Linked DNA regions of Homo sapiens: region 2 is linked to region 1. A link is an interaction called in ENCODE POLR2A ChIA-PET data of the cell type or tissue named here. Cell type or tissue: HepG2. All regions are shown on one strand. Links, peaks and the distances in the headings refer to the core of each region. The heading gives the core; the rest is flanking DNA. Region 1 overlaps RTN4RL1 (reticulon 4 receptor like 1). Region 2 overlaps ITGAE (integrin subunit alpha E).

Region 1 (5,000 bases), core at 1-5,000:
TTCCTTCTCTAGGAAAGGGGATAATACACGCTTGCGTTGGGGGAAAGGTGGTTAAAAAGGAGGCTTATAAAGATTAAATGACGGCCAGGTGCAGTGGCTCATACCTGCATATAATCCCAGTACTTTGGGAAGCCGAGGTGGGAGGACTGCTTGAAGCCAGGAGTTCAAGACCAACCTGGCCAACATAGTAAGACCCCATCTCTAAAAAAAAAAAAAAATCATGAAATGAGATGACAGAGGCTGTCAACAGATGGCCAGAAATACTCCCAAGGCCCTGTGTCTGGAGCATGTGGTTCCCCTGTGCTTACAGGGGCCCTGGGACCATGCTCAGAGCCCACAGTGATGGAATGAGCCTCTCAGGCCCCAGCAGCCCACTGAGCTCTCACTGCAAAAGGTAGGCATGGGGCCGAGTGCAGGGGCTCACACCTGTAATCCCAGCACTTTGGGAGGCCAAGGGAGGCCAAGGCGGGTGGATCACCTGAGGACAGGAGTTTGAGACCGGCCTGGCCAACATGGTGAAACACCGTCTCTACTAAAAATACAAAAATTAGCCGGGCATGGTGGTAGGTGCCTGTAACCCCAGCTACTCGGGAAGCTGAGGCAGGAAAATCACTTAAACTCGGGAGGCGGAGGTTGCAGTGAGCCGAGATTGCGCCATTGCACTACAGCCTGGGTGACAAGAGTGAAACTCTGTCTCAAAAAAAAAAAAAAAAAAAAGATAGGCATGGCAGGGGAACCTCTACAGCCAGGAGGGCCTAAGCTTGGCTCTGGAAAGACCTTTGTCCTTTGCTCACTCTCCTCGTCCTTACAGGCTCATACCCCAGATGAGGGAGCTGACTCTCACTGTCGCCGGAAGTCCCACCTGCCAGAAGGCGTAGAACAACATGGTTCTGCCTGGCACTGCGTGCTGAAGAAATACCCCTGGATCATTATCATCCCCCTCAGATGGCTCGCTGCAAGATCTACCATCAAAGGTAAACAAGTCCTTATCTTCTTGCTAATTGGTTCGAATCGATTGACTTTATAAGTGGGTCTAATGTGCAACTGGTGAGAGATGGCCTATGTGCCGAGCAACCCATGCACTTAACTAGCTGTCGCTCAAGCACGGAACAAGGCATATTAACCCAAATTTCTCAGACCGCCTTCTCCTGAGAGGCTGCAGAGCCAGCGTCTCCCCTGTTGGGCTCATATTTGCTGGGTCAACAGGCCCGCTTAGAGGCACCTGGATGCTGTTAGGCGGGTGGCGATAACACTGGTGTAGGTTCCTTGGCGAGGTGAGGGCGTGCTGAGCCTGTGACAAGCATCCCTGGGCCCTGCCCTGCCCTGGCTCAGGCTGCCTGGCAGGAGAAGGGACTGAATCCCAAGTGTTGGCAGGGGAGGAGCAGGAAGGCAATTTTCCCGGTACTCTCATCATCTGCCTTCCATGTGCCTTTTGATGTGTTTCCTTACTCGGCTTTCTCCCAGGAAAGCTTGAATCTGTCTCATTGAACCCATCTCTGAGGCCAGGTCACTGCTGCTTTCCAGGTGAGAGCTGATGTTCAGTCTTTTATCACTGCCAGTGTCTGAAATAGTCCAGAAACTGGTAAAGACAACAGACACCAGGAGATGACCTAAAAATCTTGGGCAGAGTACGGGTGAACAGCAGCTCTCCCCACCTCCCCTCCCCCCCGGCCCAAGGTCCCCCTGCAGAGGGCTGGCTGCTGCCCTCCCCCTGAGAAGCGGCCAGCTACCCCCAACTTTTTTCTGCTCTATTAATAAACCTCAGCTGAGATCCTTGTGACCCCCCTCTTCCGGATGTGATCCTCGCTGCCTTGCCTTATCAGCCTTGCTTTTCACAAGCTCTTAAATTCATGAGAAAAGGGAAAAAGTGAAATCAGATAGAAATGCAGGTCTGTTTGCTGTTTTCTCCAATGAAATGGTTCTGGGTAAACAGCAGACGCCTTTGATGAAATCCCAGCAGGCTTAAACAATAAAGCTGGTTACAAACTCAATCTGGCGGAGATATCAGATCTGAAATTGTTTCAAAAAACATGTCAACATTTTCTAATGCTCCTAAAAAAAACCTTCCTGGGCTGCCCACTGTGGAGTCTGGGTCTCGGAGACAGGACGGGGGCCACCCCAGCCTCTGCCCAGGCCAGCTGGGACTCTGTGCACAAAGAACCCAGGAGCAGGCTATTCCTGGTTGCTGGGGGCCCTGCCAGCTGCAGATGTGTAAATGGCCACTTCAGTCATAACCCAAGCCAGGCAGGGGACCAGCCACCCTTGTGTACACCACTGCACCATCCCCCGCAACCAACCTGGCCTCCCCGCCTTCCCCCTTAACTATCTTCCATTCTCCACACTGCAGCCAGCAGAGGCTTTTAAAAATGTAAATCAGATCATGTCATTCCTTTGCTTAAAACCTCTAATGCATTCACACTGCACTTAGAACAAAATCCAAACTCCTCCGTGGCCCACGAGACCTTCAGGGATCTGCCGCTCACTACCTGCTTCTTCACTCACGACAATCAACCTCACTGGCCTTCCTCGCAAATTATTTCCTGCCTCTGGGCCTTTGCACTTCCTACAGACTTTGTCTGGGATGCTTTTTCCCCAACCCATCGTCCTCAGCCAGCTCCAGGACCAGCCCAGCTGATGTGGCTCCTCTCCCGGCCAAGTACAATATCACATTAACAGTTTTATTCTCTACACTGAGTCCAACCACGATCTGAAATCATCGCATGTGTTTACTTATTAACTGTCGCTCTCTGGAATGCGATCCCTCTGCAGGTCTGAACTTGTCTGTCTGGTAGTCGACAAGTATGACTGGCCCATAGTAGGTGCTCAATCATAAACCACTGCATGAATGAGCAGTGAGGATGTCACCGTCCCCTCTAGGTATTCCCCAGGCAATGCCCAGGAAATCGGGAGCACCACCAGCACACTAAGGTATCCTACTCCAAGGTACAGGAACACCTCGCCAGCCTCCCTCTAGGGCACCCCTAGCTGCCCCTGCCCCACCCAGGCCTCATCCAAGCCCCTGCTGGCTTTAAACCACTAGGACTCGGAGGTCAGGCCTGAGCCGGGGCTGGGAGGTCCCCGCCCCCTTCACAGCCCTCCTACTCGGGCCTGCATCCCCGCAGACCCCCGACCCCAGCTGACGCCCTCTGAGAAGGGAGGTGACAAGGGCAGGCCGGCAGGGGCCGGCGCGCTCCTCGCAGGCCTTCTGGGGAAAGCGTGGGCGCAGGTGCCTTCGGTTGGGCTCCTGGGTCTGGGGCCTGGGGGCGGGCAGCGATGTCCCCCTCAGGGTGCCGGGCGCCCCACCCCCACCCCCGCCTCCGCCCCAGGCCGCGATCGATCCCGGCCTCTCCCGGCCTCATTACCGAGGGAGAGCTGCCGGGGCTGGCAGGGGAGCCAGACGGCGGCGGAGGGGGCGGGGAGGCCTCCTTGGCTCCCTGGCCCGGATTAAATATTTACTATGTTTTGTTTGGCCTTTGGGGGAGGGGCGGGGAGGGCTGTCGCATTGATCCGGAGCTGCAGGGCGAGGGCGGTGCCCAGACCCGGCGCCCCAAGGCCTCCCGCAGGCCGACCCGAGCCGAGCGCGCCCTTTGGGCACCGGCCCCGCCCGGGAGGGTCTTCTCGCTCTAGAGCCGGGGGCCCGCGCTGAGAGATCGGGGTTACCGCGCGGGGAGCCGCGGCCGCGCTGGGATCCGTTCCCTCTCGCGGGAGCCGCCGGCCGGGGATCTGCGCACCCCACGCGCCCCGCTCGGGTCGGGCCTCCCCTCCCCGCGGCTGCCCCCGGGCCGGCCACCGCTGCCCAGCGCGCAGGTCCCTGCCGGATCCCCGGCGGCTTTCCTGCCCCCACTTTACAGACGTGAACGCTGAGGCGGAGGGTGGGGGACGTGGGGCCGGCTCGCCTCCTCCTGGGCTCGCCGGGATGTGGCCTCCGAGGTCGCCGCGGCGCTTTCCTGCCCAAGCTGGCGCTGCCGGAGCGCCCGGGCCCCGCTCCCCTCACGGGCCTCGCAGCACAGACGGGGACAGGGGCGGCCTCGCGCGCACGGGGACCCCGGGGTGGGGGTGGGGGTGGGGCTCTGCGAGGGCCCTAAAAACGCTGGGGACGCGGGTTTGACGCACTTTCCCGGCAGCCGAAGACGACCCCGGAGCCCCTTTATTCTCTACGCGCTCATCCCACGCGCAGAACAGACACAGGCCCTGCCCTCACCGAGGGTTCCAGTCGGCTGTGCACAACTGAAGAGCTGCTCCCCCTTCCCTGCACGATGCCATCCTCTCACACACAGGGCGGGGACCACTCCACAGCCCCTTACAGCGATGTTCACTCGCCCCAGAGAGCTGCTCACGCCAGTCTACACCAGACACATGCGCGATCACACACACACACACACACACACGCTGCACTGAATGTGTGCTCATCATACACACACACACACACACACACCGGCCGGGCGCGGTGGCTCACGGCTGTAATCTCAGCACTTTGGGAGGCGGAGGCGGGCGGATCACGAGATCAAGAGTTGGAGACCATCCTGGCCAACATGGTGAAACCCCGTCTCTACCAAGAATACAAAAATTAGCCGGGCGTGGTGGCGCGCGCCTGTGATCCCAGCTACTCGGGAGGCTGAGGCAGGAGAATCACTTGAACCCGGGAGGAGGAGATTGCAGTGAACCGAGATCGCGCCACTGCACTCCAGCCTGAGCAACAGAGCAAGACTCCGTCTCGAAAAAAATAAAACACACACACACACACACACATGAACTGCCCCATCCCTATCCACGTATGTGCACATGCAGCTCCCAACACCCATACACAAAGAGCTGTTCACCCACTGCCACCCTGTACATGTCGGTGTACACACAAGCACACACGTACACAGAACATCCAGCCTCTTCTTCCTGTCCCTGCACACATGCACAAATACACACTGCAGTGCCCACTCCCTATACATGCCCCCCCCACACACACACGCACAGGCACACACACTCTTGCGTGCTGACTGCAGGCG
Region 2 (16,842 bases), core at 1,567-6,566, 1.7 Mb after region 1:
CCCACAGGCCCCAGTGTGTGCTGTTCCCCTCCCTGTGTCCATGTGCTCTCACTGCAGAACAGGTGCTTCTGCACCTGGCTCCCCAGGGTCACTGGGAGTCAGATAAGAAAAGGCTCTCAGAGGCTGGGCGCGGTGGCTCATGCCTGTAATCCCAGTGCTTTGGGAGGCCAAGGCTGGTGGATCACGAGGTCAGGAGTTCAAGACCAGCTTGGCCAAGATGGTGAAACCCCATCTCTACTAAAACTACAAAAATTAGCTGGGCGTGGTGGCGGGCGCCTGTAATCCCAGCTACTCGGGAGGCTGAGGCAGAGAACTGCTTGAACCTGGAGGCAGAGGTTGCAGTGAGCCGAGATCACGCCACAGCACTCCAGCCTGGGCGACAGAGCGAGACTCTGTCTCAAAAAATAAATAAATAAATAAAAGGCTTTCAGAGATAAGCAATTGGAGTTCAGAATTGTCTCTAGAAGACCACACTTAGAAGAATACTGATTTTAAAAGGGCTTCTCAGCCTCCACACTATTGACGTTTTGGGCCAGTTAGTTCTTGGTTGTGGGGGCTGTCCTGTACTGCTCTGCGTGATGTTTGGCAGTATTCCTGGCCTCTACCCACCAGATGTCCTACTGAACACCCCCCTCCCCAAGTCATGGCAATCAAAACAGGCACAGCCTCTGGTGGGCAGAATCACCTCCCTTTGAGAACTCTTCCCAGCAGCGTTCCCCACCTTACCCCCCAACACAGAGGTCTTGCAGGTAACATAGCTATCCCAAGCTATTCCAAAGCTGAGTGAACGAGAACCAGAACTCCAGGGCTCATTCCACCAGGCTGTACCACAGTTTTACTTTGTGTGTGAACAAAAGAACATTTTCATTATCTCTGGTAACAAGAAGAGAAAGTCGAGTCCCTGCAGGGAAACAGATGCCTTCTGTGGGCTCACTGGGGTTTCCTTTCTCCCTGGGCTGTAAGGGGGCCGTTCCTCTCACAGCGTGCATGTGGCAGGGAGATGTCTTCCGGGGTCATAGCCTGACTCTGCTGTGACCCAGGCAGTACTTACTTGGTGACAGTCACAGTGATGTCTGCTGTCCTGTTTGGAAAGGCATTCTCCTCTAGCTGCCAAACGACTGAAACATGAGCCTATTTTAAAGGGGGAAAAATGGTCAGTTGATTCTCTCTATGCCACTCACAATTCAGACCGCTAGCTACTCGTGGAACAGACCTAGGAGACGATTCCTCAGATTTTCACATTCCTCACATTTTTCTAACACAGCATGTTTCCTTTCCCTTCCTTTTTTTTTTTTTTTTTTTTTTTTGAGAGGGAGTCTCGCTCTGTCACCCAGGATGGAGTGCAATGGTGTGATCTCAGCTCACTGCAACCTCTGCCTCCCAGGTTCAAGCAATTCTCCTGCCTCAGCCTCCCAAGTAGCTGGGATTACAGGCACGCACCACCACGCCCAGCTAATTTTTGTATTCTTAGTAGAGACGGGGTTTCACCATGTTGGCCAGGCTGGTCTCGAACTCCTGACCTCAAATGATCCACCCACCTCGGTCTCCCAAAGTGCTGGGATTACAGGCATGAGCCACCGCGCCTGGCCCCGTTATTTCAGTTAAGCCTCAAATACAAATATGGAGTAAGCAAGGCAGGCGGCCTCATTCCCCTTTTACAGGTGAAGAAGCCACTTCAGAGATTTCCCACAGCACAGAGATGACAAGGGACAGATCAGGGTTAATAACTTTTCGTCTTGGCCGGGCATGGTGGCTCATGCCTGTCATCCCAGCACTTTGGGAGGTCGAGGCAGGTGGATCACTTGAGGACAGGAGTTTGAGACCAGCCTGGCCAACATGGTGAAACCCCATCTCTACCAAAAATATTTTAAAAATTAGCCGGGTGTAGTGCTGCACGCCTGTAATCCCAGCTACTCAGGAGGCTGAGGAAGGAGAATCACTTGAACCCGGGAGGCGGAGGTTGCAGTGAGCTGAGACTGTGCCACTGCACTCCAGCCTGGGTGACAGAATGAAACTCCATCTCAAAAACAAACAAACAAAAAAACTTTTTGTCTGACACGCCCTCCATACTACCCACAACTTCACTCTGCTTCACGGAGGTGAGCAGGCAGTTCACCTAGGGCTGTGTACTGGAAAGCTCTCGTCCCCATCACCCCCTACTTTCAGAGCCAGCTTAGCCACTGTAAGCACTGCTGGGGACACACTGCAGTCAAGCGAAGCGCAAAGCTGGAACCGAGAGATTGAGATGAGACCAAGATGCAGAAGACGCCAACTGCAGGGTGGTGAGAAGAGCGAATCAGTCCAAACCGACTCACAGATGACCTCTTGAGGACGGGGTGACCAATCCTGCAGTTCATGATCAGGACAGAAGCAACCGGCTGAGGGTCATCACACTGAATGTTTGGAGAGGGAGGCTGTTAAAAGAGCAGATGACATTCTCTTAAAGAGCCAAACAAAACAAAACAAAAACGTGGTTTCCTCACAGCAATTCAGCAAACATTCACTAATTTTTCTGCCTGTCAGACACCCTGCCAGGAGCTAAAGAAATAAAGTCCACTTGGTCCCTGTCTTCCTCACAAGCCGGACAGGCAGGGTCAGCAGTAGATCCCCGAGGAATTTAAATACAAGGTCGAAGGGGTGCTTCTGTGAGGGAGCTGCAGAGAACAGCAGTGGAGAAATATGAATTCCAACTCGGAGGAATTCGTAAGGTCTTCCTGGGGAAGGAGGCATTTGAGCTGGGCCATGGACTGATGCAAATATAACCCACAGCCTGGCTGGAAGGCCGGCACACACCAGCACTGCCACGTAGCCACCAGGGCTCCCCACCTGGACCCCCGAGGGGCAGGTGATGACTGCAGTGAGTTTTCTTAATTCTCCCAGGGACGGTCCATCCCTAGTTCCCCTCTAGATGCCTAGGAGATTGTTTTTTGCTTTTGTTTTCATTTTTTTGAGATGGAGTTTCACTCTTTCGCCCAAGCTGCAGTGAAGTGGCGCGATCTCGGCTCACTGCAACCTCCACCTCCCGGGTTCAAGCAATTCTCCTGCCTCAGTCTCCCAAGTAGCTGGGATTATAGGTGCCCACCACCACGCCCGGCTAATTTTTTGTATTTTTAATAGAAACAGGGTTTCACCATGTTAGCCAGGCTGGTCTCGAACTCCTGACCTCAAGTGATCCACCCACTTCAGCCTCCCAAAGTGATGGGATTACAGCCGTGAGCCACGGTGCCCGGCCTAGGAGATTGCTTCATTCATATAATGGATACTGTCCTAGCCCAAATAGCCTAAGATGACCGGGGACAAATCTACAGTCCAACAAATTCAAATTTATTGACTCACTGCAATGAGGAAAACTACACTTTGGTTTTGTTTGTTTGTTTGTTTGTTTTTGAGACAGAGTCCTGCTCTGTTGCCCAGGCTGGAGTGCAGTGGCGCAATCTCAGCTCACTCCAATCTCCACCTCCGGGTTCAAGTGATTCTCGTGCCTCAGCCTCCCGAGTAGCTGGGATTACAGGTGTACATCACCACACCTGGCTAATTTTTGTATTTTTAGTAGAGACGGGGTTTTGCCATGTTGGCCAGGCTGGTCTCGAACTCCTGACCTCAGGTGATCCGCCCGCCTCGGCCTCCCAAAGTGCTGGGATTACAGGCATGGGCCACTGCACCCATCCAAAAACTACACTATTGTGTGTATCACTGAACAATGGAAAAGGCGGTTATTAAAGGACTCCAGGGAAGGGTGGAGTTCAGATGAAATGTAAATAAAGTCCTGTTTTGATGGTAAAGCAGGGCTGAGTGTCAAGGAGTCAGTCACCAGCAGGCCAGCCTGTGAATCAGACCCAGGGCCCGCTTCCTGGGAAACCATTAATATGGAGTAGAAAGTTGACAGACACTGTATCTGAAGCTCTCTACCTCAGGTGGAAACAGACTCTTCTCTTGGTCAAAATGACTTACACTCTCCAGGCAAGAGGGATAGGGGTTCATAATTACCGACGTAACTACTTCAAACAGCAAAGTTTTCTTTCTTGTTTTTTCTTTTGAGACAGACTCTTGCTCTGTGGCCCAGGCTGGAGTGCAGTGGCGCAATCTCGGCTCACTGCAAGCTCCGCCTCCCGGGTTCACGCCATTCTCCTGCCTCAGCCTCCCGAGTAGCTGGGACTACAGGCACCCGCCATCGCGCCCAGCTAATTTTTTTTTGTATTTTTAGTAGAGACGGGGTTTCACCGTGTTAGCCAGGATGGTCTCGATCTCCTGACCTCGTGATCCGCCCGTCTCGGCCTCCCAAAGTGCTGGGATTACAGGTGTGAGCCACCGTTCCCGGCCCAAAGTTTTCTGATCTGTGATTTTAGAGAATAAAATTTCTCAGTGCAGTGATACTTGTCAGCCACAGGGTGTCCTCGGGAAACAGACTGTTTCCTAGTATCTGTGTCTGTATCCAGCCTTGGGAATGGCAGGGCAGATTTTCACTTTCCCAGTCTAAGCTAATTTTTACTTTCTCAGTGTCTTAGGGCATTAGACTCACTTCTCTCTCAGAACCCTGGTGAAGAAAGGGCCGCACATAGGGAGGGTGGCACTGCAGCAGAATATGGTGCCTCGGGAGGCATGGAGCCGGACTGGCGGGGATTTATCTAGTTATTAACCATCTGTTGGTTGGACCAGGAGGAGGCTGGAGGCAGGGGTGCCAGTGAGGGGGCCACCACAGAAAAGCAGGCATGCAGCGAGGGAGGGGCGTGAGGGACCTGTTTCCACAGCCACCGTCACAGTCACCTTTTGCATCCTCTTCAACTGCAGGTTTCTGGGGTAATTCAAGGCCATGCTTGTCATGTAGGAATCTTCCCCGGAGTTAGTTAGGTTAATGTTCAGGGTCAGCTCCTTTGTGAGACCCACCACCAACTCCTGCCTGCACAGGGTACAGATAAAAATGTTACAGTTTATTTCATCTGTAAAAACCTCAACGCAATACAATAGGACATTCACCGAGGCTAGAGCGTGGTGCTGTGGTGCAATGATCACGGCTCACCGCAGCCTCCACTTCCTGGGTTCAAGTGATCCTCCCACCTCAGCCTCCCGAGTAGCTGGGACTACAGGTGTTTACCACCATGCCCAGCTAATATTTTTCTTATTTTTATTTTTTTGAGACGGAGTTTCGTTCTTGTTGCCCAGGCTGGAGTGCAATGGCACGATCTCGGCTCACTGCAACCTCCACCTCCCAGGTTCAAGCAATTCTCCCGTCTCAGCCTCCTGAGTAGCTGGGATTACAGGCACGCGCCACCATGCCTGGCTAATTTTGTATTTTTATTAGGGACGGGGTTTCTCCACGTTGGTCAGGCTGGTCTCGAACTCCTGACCTCAGGTGATCCGCCTGCCTCGGCCTCCCAAAGTGCTGGGATTACAGGCGTGAGCCACCCAGCCTGGCCAATGTGCAGCTAATTTTTGTATTTTTTGTAGAGACAGGGTCTCGCCATGTGGAGGCGGGTCTTGAACTCCTGGGCTCAAGTGATCCACCTGCCTTGGCCTCCCACAGTGCTGGGATTACAGGTGTAAGCCACCGCACACAGCCCAGAATAGCACCTTCTTAAGTAACTTCTTAGATAAGTTGCCTAAGGAATACGTTTAGCTTAGACATTCTTCCTCTCAACATAAGCAAACAGCTGGACTGCCACGCCCATCTCAGTTGTTGCATGAGATGACGATAATAGCTGCCCTTTATTTAGTGCTTACCATGTGCCAAGGACTGCGTCTCACACGCTCAACCCTCATAGTAACCCTGTGAAATAGTACAGCTACTCTCCATTTTATAGAAGAGGAAACAGAAGCCAAGACAGGCTAATTACCTGTCATCCCAACACTTTGGGAGGCCGAGGCGGGTAGATCACCTGAGGTCAGGAGTTCAAGACCAGCCTGGCCAAGATGGTGAAACCCCGTCTCTACTAAAAATACAAAAAGTAGCCGGGTGTGGTGGCAGGTGCCTGTAATCCCAGCTACTCGGGAGGCTGAGACAGAGAATTGCTTGAACCCGGTAGGGGGAGTTTGCAGAGGGCTGAGATCACGCCACTATACTCCAGCCTGGGTGACAGCATGAGACTCCATCTCAAAAAAAGAAAAAAAAAATTAGCCAGGTGTGGTGCAGGCACTTGTAATCCCAGCTATTCAGGAGGCTGAGGCAGGAGAATTGCTTGAGCCCGGGAGGCAGAGGTTGCAGTGAGCCATGAGCACACTATTGCACTCCAGCCTGGGCAACAAGAGTGAAACTCTGTCTCAAAATAAATAAATAAATAAATAAAAGGCTAATTAAATGCCTGGAGTCTAGTAGTCCAAAGAATTGAGAGAATTGTACCCAAATCCTCTTTCTACCACCAATTCACTGTGACCCTAGGTGAGGTACTCTATGACACAAATTCATCCATGCCACAATATTTATGGGGCACTGCTGTGCACTGGAGAACAGTGTGCATAAGACATACTGTCCTACCCCGTTTCTTGGCCTCAGCTTCCTACCCACAAAATCATTCAGACCCTTCCCATTAAAAGGCTGTGGTTTAAGACATGGGTCCACATGTCCTGGAAAAGAGGGTCCTGGGGATGTGTGAAAGGGTCCTCCAGAATGCTGAGGTATCACAGGGACCCAGAGTGCAGAACCACTCTCAGTAGCTGAGATTGACAGAAAAACATATTAGCAATACCGAGAAAACTGTTTTCCATCTGAAATGTCCAAAGATGAGATGTGCAGATCTAGGAAGTATGGCCTCCCAAAGTGCTGGGATTACAGGCGTGAGCCACCACGCCCGGCCTAGGAAGTAATGTGAGGTGTGTTTTGTTCCCATTGTTTGGTTTTGGTTTGGTTTTTATCCCAGCTGAGAAGAGGCTGGATTGACTGGAGGGAGAGACAGGAAGCAGAGACAGAGCCTGCTGTCTCCACCCGAGAGATGATACATGCCTGAAATAAGGAAACAGTAGTGGATGCCTGGACACGGTGGCTCACGCCTGTAATCCCAGCACTTTGGGAGGTGAGGCAGGTGGATCACTTGAGGCCAAGAGTTCAAGACCAGCCTGGCCAACATGGTAAAACCCCGTCTCTACTAAAAATACAAAAATTAGCTGAGTGTGGTCACGTGCGCCTGTGATCCCAGCTACACAGGAGGCTGAGGCAGGAGAAGCACTTGAAGCCGGGAGGCGGAGGTTGCAGTGAGCCAAGATCGCGCCACTGCACTCCTGCCTGGGTGACAGAGTGAGACCCTGTCTCAAAAGAAGAAGAAGAAGAAAAAAGACAACAGTAGTGGAGAAGGAAAGAAGTCAGAGACAGTAAAGCAAATGAAACGAAAAAGAGGCAGGGGAGGGGGGACAGAGGAGTTAAGGGCAAGTTCTGAGTTTCTAGCTCAGGTGGCTGAGTGGTGCCGGTGGCTGAGTGGTGCCGGTGGCTGAGTGGTGCCATTGACTGAGGGAGGTAACATGGGAGGAAGACCCAAGGGTGGAAGAAGATGCGTTCAATCGGGGACATGACAAGAGGTGCATATAGGATAACAAAGCAGAGATGCTGACATGTCAGCTGGACACACATCTTAGAGCTCAGGCGTGAGACCTCAGTGTCATCAGAATATTAACAGCGTTGCCTAATCTGAGGCCTAGGGACCGTCTCAGAGGGCCCGGAATGCCAAAATTTATGTATGCACATGTGATCTTCTAAGGAGAGGGGTCTGTAGTCTTCATTAGATTCTTTTGGGGATCTATGTCCTCAGGTCAAAAACCACTGAGACAGCTGGACACCGACGACCAGGCTCACTAGCGTTTTTGAAAGAGAAGCGTTTGCTTGCTATGTACACTAGGGGGCGATGTAGGGCAAGCCATGCGTGCTGTATCTCTACTACCCCCAGTAGCTGGCTGGGAGGTTGGTTCTTGGCTGTAATTAATTCCCTGCTGGAAACAGCTGTGCCTGCTTGTTAGCCTGGATTCCAGAGCATTTGAAAGTCTTCAATTGGTCCTGCAAATGTCTATGAAAGGGCTGACCAGGACTTGGGGAACTGCGTTCTTCCCCATATACGGCAACTCCAGCCAGCTGGCCAACAGAATCACAATACATACACAACACTAGTCGCCAAGGACGCTTGTTTGTTTTGTTTTGTTACCCTCCCCCCCTCCCCGTTTTTGGAGTCTTGCTCTGTCACCCAGGCTGGAGTGCAGTGGAGCGATCTCGGCTCACTGCACCCTCCGCCTCCCGAGTTTGAGCGATTCTCCTGCCTCAGCCTGCCCAGTAGCTGTGATTACAGGCGCCCACCACCATGCCCAGCTAATTTTTGTATTTTTAGTAGAGACGGGGTTTTACCATGTTGACCAGGCTTGTCTCAAACTCCTGACCTCATGATCCGCCTACCTCTGCCTCCCAAAGTGCTGGGATTACAGGCATGAGCCACCGCGCCCGGCCTGGGGGGCATTCTAAGACCACTACATGTCTAAACCCACACTCATGTGCTTGGCAACACTGTCATTCTGGAATTCAGTGTGGTCCAATAGAACGTCTGCAGCGATGGAGACAGGCGGTATCTGCGCTGCCCAACACCACCAGCCACAGGCGGCCACTGAGTCTTTGAAGTGTGGCTAATGTGACTGAGGAACAAAATGTTTCATTGTGATTAATTTTAACTCATGTACATGTAAACAGCTAAGCGTGGCTGGTGTGTTGGACAGTGCAGTGCCGCATGCTGGGGCTGTGGCCCTCTTTCCTCCCTCCGCCTCCATTCTGTCAGCACGTGCTACGTATGAGCTGTCACTTTAAACTGTTACTCCCGTCATGGCCCAGCCCACACCGCCTCTCACCTGAGTGGTTACAAAGGGAGCAAGTGCCGCTTCTCTTCTCAGCTAAGCAGCAAGAAGGATCCTGCTAAGCTGCATGAGTGTGTCACTCCTCTGACTTCCCAGCTCACAGCAAAAGCCCTTCTGAGGGCTTAAGAAGCCCCATGGCCTCTTCCCCCTTCCTCCCCTTCCCTCATTACACCCCGCCCCACTCCACTGCAGCCACTAGCTCCTCACCCTGCCCCCCACCCACCAGGCAGGCTTCCAACCCAGGGTACCTGCAGCTGCTCTTCCCTTAGACACCCAACCACATAGCTCGTTCCCCTACCTCCTCCAGTGTGTGCCAAAGTGTCACCCTCCGTGACCACCCCATTGAAAACTTCAGCATCAGCTGCCACCCAACACTCCTTCCCACCTTCCCTGTGTCTTCAACGTTCATCTCATCAACATGGAATTTACCTACTTACCATCTTCTCCCCCTAAGAGCACCAGGAGGGCAGGGATTTTTGTCTGTGTTGTTCACAGAAGTATCCCCAGCACCTAGAGTGCTTGGCACAAAGTAGATGGTCCAGAAATATTTGATTGATTAGTTAATTTGGCCAAGAGGTGGGCCGGGAAAGAGGTTACCTCTAACTGAGGTAGAGGTCAGCCTGGCTGTGAAGAACGCTGGGTTCTGAATATAGCATTGTCCGGGATGTCAAGAGACCCAGGTTCAAGTCCACCAAATGGCCTATGCAGGGCCCTCGGCGACTGAGTCTGCTTCCTAATCTAGAAAGTGGGAAGACAGATCTCTGTCTTGCCTCCCTTCTGGGGTAGCTGAGGACATATTGAGATAATAAGTGCAGAAGCCATTTGTGGGCCACGGGGAGAGGGGAAGGGGATGTGCAGGGTGTCCTAATGAAGGAATTGCCCAGGCAAGCGTTCGGGAGAAGGTTAATCGAGGAAACTGACGGCTATGTCCAACTCACTGAGAGACGGTGGTGGCCAACTGTAATTCTGCGACACAAAACAGCTTATTCTTGCAGGCCTTCTCATAGGGCAGCTGTAACCAGACAGAGAGTCCCGATCAGCCCAGGCTCCGCCTTCCCCAGCAGCCCTGCCTCCGGCTCTTCTCCTTATAGGAAGTTTTGGGCTGTGCCTCCTGCTCACCCTGAGAAGTGCAGTTACAGGGAGGTGAGGGGTGCAGGCTGGGATTGTCCCCGAAGAGCAGGGACTGTGACATTCCTGGGTGACATTCCTGGATCTGTCCTATAACATGGGCACACTGTGACCCAGTCCTTTGACCAAGGTAAAAACTGGGGTGACCTTCACGGAATGTTAGGGGTGCCCATGACATTTACATCATGCGAATTCAGCAGCAACACACAGCTCACGACTTTGAGCATTCAGGGAGCAGACACCTACGCGAAGAGAAGCTTCCTTAGTCCTTTCGGATATAGGCAGAACAGCCCGGGCAGGAGTGGGGGATGCCTAGCCAAATATCGTCAAGGTCCAGGCCTTGGAGGTTCCTTCCTCATGGCTAGTCATCTGTTTTTTCGGTTGTTTGTTTGTTTGTTTTCAGATGGAGTCTCGCTCTGTCATCCAGGCTGGAGTGCAATGGCGCGATCTCGGCTCACTGCCATCTCTGCCTCCCGGATTCAAGCGATTCTCCTGCCTCAGCCTCCCAAGTAGCTGGGATTACAGGCATGTGCCACCACGCCTGGCTAACTTTGTATTTTTATTAGAGAAAGGGTTTCGCCATGTTGACCAGGTTGGTCTCAAACTCCTGACCTCAGGTCATCCACCCACCTTGGCCTTCCAAAGTGTTGGGATTACAGGTGTGAGCCACCGCGCCCGGCCTGGCTAGTCGTCTCTGTAAGCTAACTATTTCCCTTGCCTACACATAATCGACTAATTCTGAAAGCCACATTTCAAAAGGCCCCATGGAGGTTGAAAAGCTCCAGTTCGTGTTTTTAAAAATTCCAGTGTTCTAAAGTAGCTGGGTCTGTTTTTGTATTATGAAGGAAGGCAGCCAGCTCCTCGGCTGGAGAGCCTCTGCACTTCGCACTTCTCTCCCGGTGGCCACCTCGGCAGCTGTCTGCAGGTCTGTTCCCACGGCCTAGAGGGGGAATGACAGCCCAGGGCTTGAAAGGGAACTTTCTACTTCCTGCGGAAGGGGGATGCCATTTGCAGAAGTCAAAGCGTGGCGCTCTCTCTAAGTGGGTCAACAGTTTCATGCAGGGTTTTTTGTTGTATTTTTTTTTTTTTTTTTTTTTTTTTGAGACGGAGTCTCGCTCTGTCGCCCAGGCTGGAGTGCAGTGGCGCAATCTCCGCTCACTGCAAGCTCCGCCTCCCGGGTTCACGCCATTCTCCTGCCTCAGACTCCCGAGTAGCTGGGACTACAGCTGCCCGCCACCACGCCCAGCTAATTTTTTTTTTTTTTTTGTATTTTTAGTAGAGACGGGGTTTCACTGTGTTAGCCAGGATGGTCTCGATCTCCTGACCTCATGATCCGCCAGCCTCGGCCTCCCAAAGTGCTGGGATTACAGGCGTGAGCCCCCGCGCCCGGCCTTTTGTTGTATTTTTAATATAGCCACATAGCCTGATCTCTTCCACCCAGCCCCAGTGAAAGAGAATGGGGTTAAGCCATCTAAACTCCCAGCCAGAACGCACTCTCTGGTAACACCGATGTGCCTAATACCACGTGGTTTTTTCCTCACCCATTTTATACGGGGAATAACTTTTTAAAAATCTCTTTGCCATAGCATAATAGTCATCACTGGTTAAGGAAAGACACATAAAGAGATGTTAAGCAGGATACAATCGCAAGGCATCTCACCATAAAATGAGACGTGCTTATTAATGACACAGGCAAACAGCACTAGGAATGGACAAGTCCACATTAGGTGCCTCCTGAGATGGTGTACTGAGAAGGACACACTTTACTTCTGTGATATTCCTGACAAAAATGCATAACCTGGCCAGGCATGGTGGCTCACGTCTGTAATCCCAGCACTTTGGGAGGCCGAGGAGGGTAGATCACCTGAGGTCAGGTGTTCAAGACCAGCCTGGCCAACATAGTGAAACCCCGTCTCTACTAAAAGTACAAAAATTAGCCGAGCATGGTGATACATGCCTGTAATCCCAGCTACTCGGGAGGCTGAGGCAGGAGAATTGCTTGAACTTGGGAGGCAGAGGTTGCAGTGAGCCGAGATCACGCCATTGCACTCCAGCCTGGGCAACAAGGGCGAAACTCTGTCTCAAAAACAAAACAAAAATGTATAACCTGAATCTAATTATGAAGAAATATCAGACAAATTGAGGAACATTCTACAAAAGGACTGGCCTGTACCCTTCAAAAATGTTAATGTCATTAAAAGACAAGGGAAGACTGAGTGAGAAACCCTTCCAGATTAAAGGAGACTAAAGATAAATAACTGTAGAACGCTATGAATGATCCTGGACCAGAACCTTTTTTTTCTTTTGCTATAAAGGACATTAATAGGACAACTGGCAAAATTTGAATAAAGTTTGTAAATTAGATAATAGTATTTTATCAATGTGAATTTCCTGATTTTGATTATTGTACTATGTTAAGACAATGCCTTTGTTTTTAGGAAATATATATTGAAGGTTTGTGGTTTTTTTTTTTTTTTTGAGACGGAGTCTTTCTCTGTCACTCAGGCTGGAGTGCAGTGGCACGATCTCGGTTCACTGCAACCACTGTCTCCCGGGGTCAAGCAATTCTCCTGCCTCAGCCTCCTGAGTAGCTGGAACTACAGGCATGCACCACCACACTGGGCTAATCTTTGTATTTTTTAAAATTTATTTTATTTTTTATTTTTTTGAGATGGAGTCTCGCTCTGTTGCCTAGGCTGGAGTGCAATGGCACGGCCTTGGCTCACTGGAACCTCTGCCTCCTGGGCAAAGGATTCAAATGATTCTCCTGCCTCAGCCTCCCTAGTAGCTGGGACTACAGGCCCATGCCACCACACCCGGCCAATTTTTGTATTTTTAGTAGAGACAGGGTTTCACCATCTTGGCCAGGCTGGTATCGAACTCCTGACCTCAGGTGATCCACCTGCCTCAACCTCCCAAAGTGTTGGGATTACAGGCATCAGCCAGGGCGCCCGGCTGACAAAAGTTTCTTATGACACTACCCGCCTGTCTAAGCTGCACTGATGGGCACCAGGAGGAGAGGCTAGGATACAGGTTTGGTGGGGCCATTCAGCCTGAAGGCCCTGGCAGGGCATGAACAGGCAGGTGTGCCAAAGGGCATCCTCTCTGCAGTGCAAGACACGACAGCTCCAGTCTAGCTCCCACAAGGAACCCCCATCACAGCGTCATCAGAGCCGCTTGCCAAGTGAGGTCCCCAGGATGCAATGTATGCATGTGCCTCATGAAAGATGTAGCAAGTGCTTTTGTGAACATAAAGACATAAAGGAACAAGCCCCAGGGGCAGATGGAGACCTGCGTTACCCATGAGTCCTCACTCACGGGGACACATTAACACCATCTCAGGGACTCAGTTTCACCATGAGTACGGTGAGGGGCCCAAATGCCGTCTGAAGACATTGCCTCCCAACTCCACCATTCTTGGAAGTTAGGGGAGCAGGTGGTTTCTGTGGGATAGGCTCTTAAGAGGGCTGGGTACTGGCTGTGGGTAGAGTCACCTGGAAGATGGCAAAGGGCTCAGTGTAGCGGTCCAGGATGGGCTGGGGATGGTCCGTCTGTCCCTCAGGGGTCTGGAGCTGGTAGCTGACTTTGACACTGGCATTGGAGAAGCAGTCCTCCTCACAGAGCTGTGGGGTCACCACGGAAGGCAGGGTTAGAGTTGGATGTGGGGGAGAAGATGACAACAATAATGCTTTTTTTCTTTTTCTTTTTTTCTTTTTTTTTTTTTTTGAGATGGAGTCTTGCTCTGTTGCCCAGGCTGGAGTGCAGTGGCGTGATCTCGGCTCACTGCAACCTCCGCCTCCCGGGTTCAAGCGATTCTCCTACCTCAGCCGCCCGAGTAGCTGGGATGACAGGTGTGTGCTACCACGCCTGGCTAATTTTTGTATTTTTAGTAGAGACAGGGTTTCGCCATGTTGGTCAGGCTGGTCTCGAACTCCTGACCTCAAGTGATCCACCCGCCTCAGCCTCCCAAAATGCTGGGATTATAGGCGTAAGCCACCGCGCCCGGCCTCTTTTCTTTTTTTTTTTTTTTAAGATAAGGTCTCACTCACTCTGTCACCCAGTCTGGAGGGCAGCAGCACCATGATGGCTCACTGCAGCCTCAACCACCTGGGCTCAAGCAATTCACCCACCTTGGCCTCCCAAAGTGCTGGGATTTCCAAATATGAGCCACCGCACCTTGCAAGAATACTTTCTACTTTGATGTCATCATAAGAAGAAATAAACAATAAAAGTGGTGAGTCAGAAGTCCTAAGCATCTTCCAAATAAGCCAGGCTGAAGGGACACGTCCTTCAAGCAAGCTGCCAAGTGCTTTGGGAAAAATCTCCTTCATTCTACTACGGTTTTGTGTCTATAGCTGCTATGGTTCTTATCCCAGTCACAAAGGGGTAAAGAACTGGCTCAGACAGAAGGGAAGAGTCACAGCCACACCTGGGTTTATCAAGTTCTTTCTCTTTTTTTTTTTTTTTTTTGAGATGGAGTCTCGCTCTGTCGCCCAGGCTGGAGTGCAGTGGCTCGATCTTGGCTCTCTGCAACCTCTGCCTCTTAGGTTCAAGGTTCTCCTGCCTCAGTCTCCCAAGTAGCTGGGACTACAGGTGCATGCCACCACGCCTGGCTAATTTTTGTATTTTTTTTTAGTAGAGACAGGGTTTTACCACATTGGTCAGGCCGGTCTCGAACTCCTGACTTCAGGTGATCCTCCCACCTCGGCCTCCCAAAGTGCTGGGATTAGAGGCGTGAGCCACTGCGCCCAACCAACCAAGATCTTTCTCAAAGCAACATGGAGGACATATTAGAGAGGTAAGAGAGAAGATAAGGAGATTGCTTAGCATACCATTTGCCACTCTCTTTGTTTAAATAAGCCTTTCTGCCCCTATAAGAGCCTCAAGCCCATGGGAGAAAGTGAGCATGATTCTCTGGTAGAGAATGTGATTAAGCCTTTATTTAAGGAAGGCTGTAGACTTTAATCCAATTAACAATCACTTTGGGGGTAAATGTGTATTCAGAAGAAGAATTCATGCATTTGTTTATTGGAATAAACGATCCATATAGATCCAAAGTTCGAGATCCTGTCAGGGTTTGAGTCCCGACATACTTTTTTTACCCCATGTCTCTGGGCACCTTTGCCAGGAGTAAACCTTTCTAGATGGTCGTTTCTATCTTTTTATTCTTCCTTTTAGTTGTTCACTTTTTTGATGCCAACTGACATTCAGGCCCTCGGTCCTAGTTATTATCAGGTGAGGTCTGATAACGCATGCCAAGAACACTGGCATTCCTGAGTTATTACCAAGAAAAACGTCAGCAATGACAGCATCTCCATCTTCCGTGCCATTACGTGGTTCTTGATTTATTATTATTATTATTTTGAGATGGAGTCTTGCTCTTGTTGGCCAGGCTGGAGTACAGTGGCATGATTTCGGCTCACTGCAACCTCCCTCCCCTGGATTCCAGCGATTCTCCTGCCTCAGCCTCCCGAGTAGCTGGGATTACAGGCACCCGCCATCACGCCCGGCTAATTTTTGTGTTTTTAGTGGAGACAGGGTTTCACCGTGTTGGCCCGGCTGGTCTCGAACTCCTGACCTCAAGTGATCCCCCCGCCTTGGCCTCCCAAAGTGCTGGGATGACAGGCGTGAGCCACCGTGCCTGGCCTGTTATGATTATTTTAATCACCTCATTTGTAGGTCTGGGTATGTGCCCTTCACTGCATCACCTCAAATCCTTTCTCAATGACAAAGACCCCTCCTGACTCCCATCCAAACTCCGTCACTTACCTCTCCCTCTGTGGGCATGAGCAGGAGGTCCTCACAAAGCTGGGATCCGCTGCTCCACTCCCTCAGGCAGCCCAGACAGCTTCTTACGTCTGAACACTGCAGCCGTCTCCTCTGCTTCCCCACATCCACATCCAGCGTGAAGTTGAGAAGTGCCTCGCGGAGGCCTGGGAATGAAGACCAGACCTTCCCGATGAGGTGGGGATGAGCCAGCCGCAGACAGAAGGCCCCCAGCCTGCCTGAGGTTCCTTGTGGCCCCTCCTGAACAGTGTCCCCATGCAGGTACTTCCCTGCGGCTGGACTCCTGCGTCGGTTTTTCAAAGATATTTTTCTCACCGTCTTCTGACACCTGACCAGGGTCTCTGAGTGCTCCCGCCCCAAACCCGGAGCAGCACATTCCCAGGACTGAGTCAGCCTTCTTTAGGGAAGGAGGGCTCGGGAAGGGGATCGAGATTGAAGAAGAAAATAAGGAGGAAGAGAGACAACAAAGAGAATGGAGAGGGAAAGAGGGACTCTGCGGAGAAAAACCCCAGGACGGCACAGCTGGAAGCACCGTGGAGATCCCGGGGCCGCCTCTCTTACTGTACAGAACAGAACCAGCTCAGCTAGGGAGAGACACTTGCCCAGCATCGCACAGCCCATCGAGCTCTGTGTCCTGGAAGGGACAGGTCTGTTATTTTCTTTTTTTTTTCTTTTTTCTTTTTTTTTTTCCTTTGAGACAGAGTCTCGCTGTCACCCAGGCTGGAGTGCAGCGGCGCGATCTTGGCTCACTGCAAGCTCCGCCTCCCGGGTTCACACCATTCTCCTGCCTCAGCCTCCCCCGTAGCTGGGACTACAGGCGCCCGCCACCACACCTGGCTAATTTTTTGTATTTTGTTTAGTGGAGACGGCGTTTCACCATGTTAGCCAGGATGGTCTCGATCTCCTGACCTTGTGATCCACCCGCCTCGGCCTCCCAAAGTGCTGGGACTACAGGCATCTGTCACCACACCTGGCTAATTTTTGTATTTTTAGTAGAGACGGGGTTTCACCGTGTTAGCCAGGATGGTCTCGATCTCCTGACCTCGTGATCTGCCCACCTCGGCCTCCCAAAGTGCTGGGATTACAGGCGTGAGCTACCACACCCGGCCAGGT

The links. ChIA-PET counts read pairs that join two places held together with the same protein. Peaks named below come from ENCODE experiments on the same cell type or tissue, not always from the same donor. Only the 100,000 strongest peaks of a DNase experiment are listed, where the experiment ranks them.
Region 2: POLR2A ChIA-PET joins it to region 1 with 5 read pairs; 1 of 35 experiments calls an interaction of 5 or more read pairs at or near these places.

What each region holds. Positions count from the first base shown.
Region 1 is chr17:1,994,730-1,999,729 of GRCh38, forward strand. The region is part of intron 1 of RTN4RL1 (reticulon 4 receptor like 1); the gene reads right to left. Among named protein-coding and RNA genes, the nearest start is that of RTN4RL1-AS1, 20 kb to the right of the region's middle. In HepG2, for the core only: no CTCF peak of the experiment used is centred there; DNase peaks (open chromatin) are centred at 802, 2,752 and 3,452; H3K4me3 peaks cover 3,356 bases; H3K27me3 peaks cover 412 bases.
Region 2 is chr17:3,730,053-3,746,894 of GRCh38, forward strand. It overlaps ITGAE (integrin subunit alpha E), which reads right to left. Exons shown (of 31, transcript NM_002208.5): 18 at 15,712-15,875; 19 at 13,437-13,565; 20 at 9,753-9,826; 21 at 4,765-4,897; 22 at 2,316-2,414; 23 at 1,052-1,131. Among named protein-coding and RNA genes, the nearest start is that of HASPIN, 15 kb to the left of the region's middle. RefSeq lists an enhancer at 7,743-8,037. In HepG2, for the core only: CTCF peaks have their summits at 2,313 and 4,383; DNase peaks (open chromatin) are centred at 2,359, 3,799 and 4,399; H3K4me3 peaks cover 1,627 bases.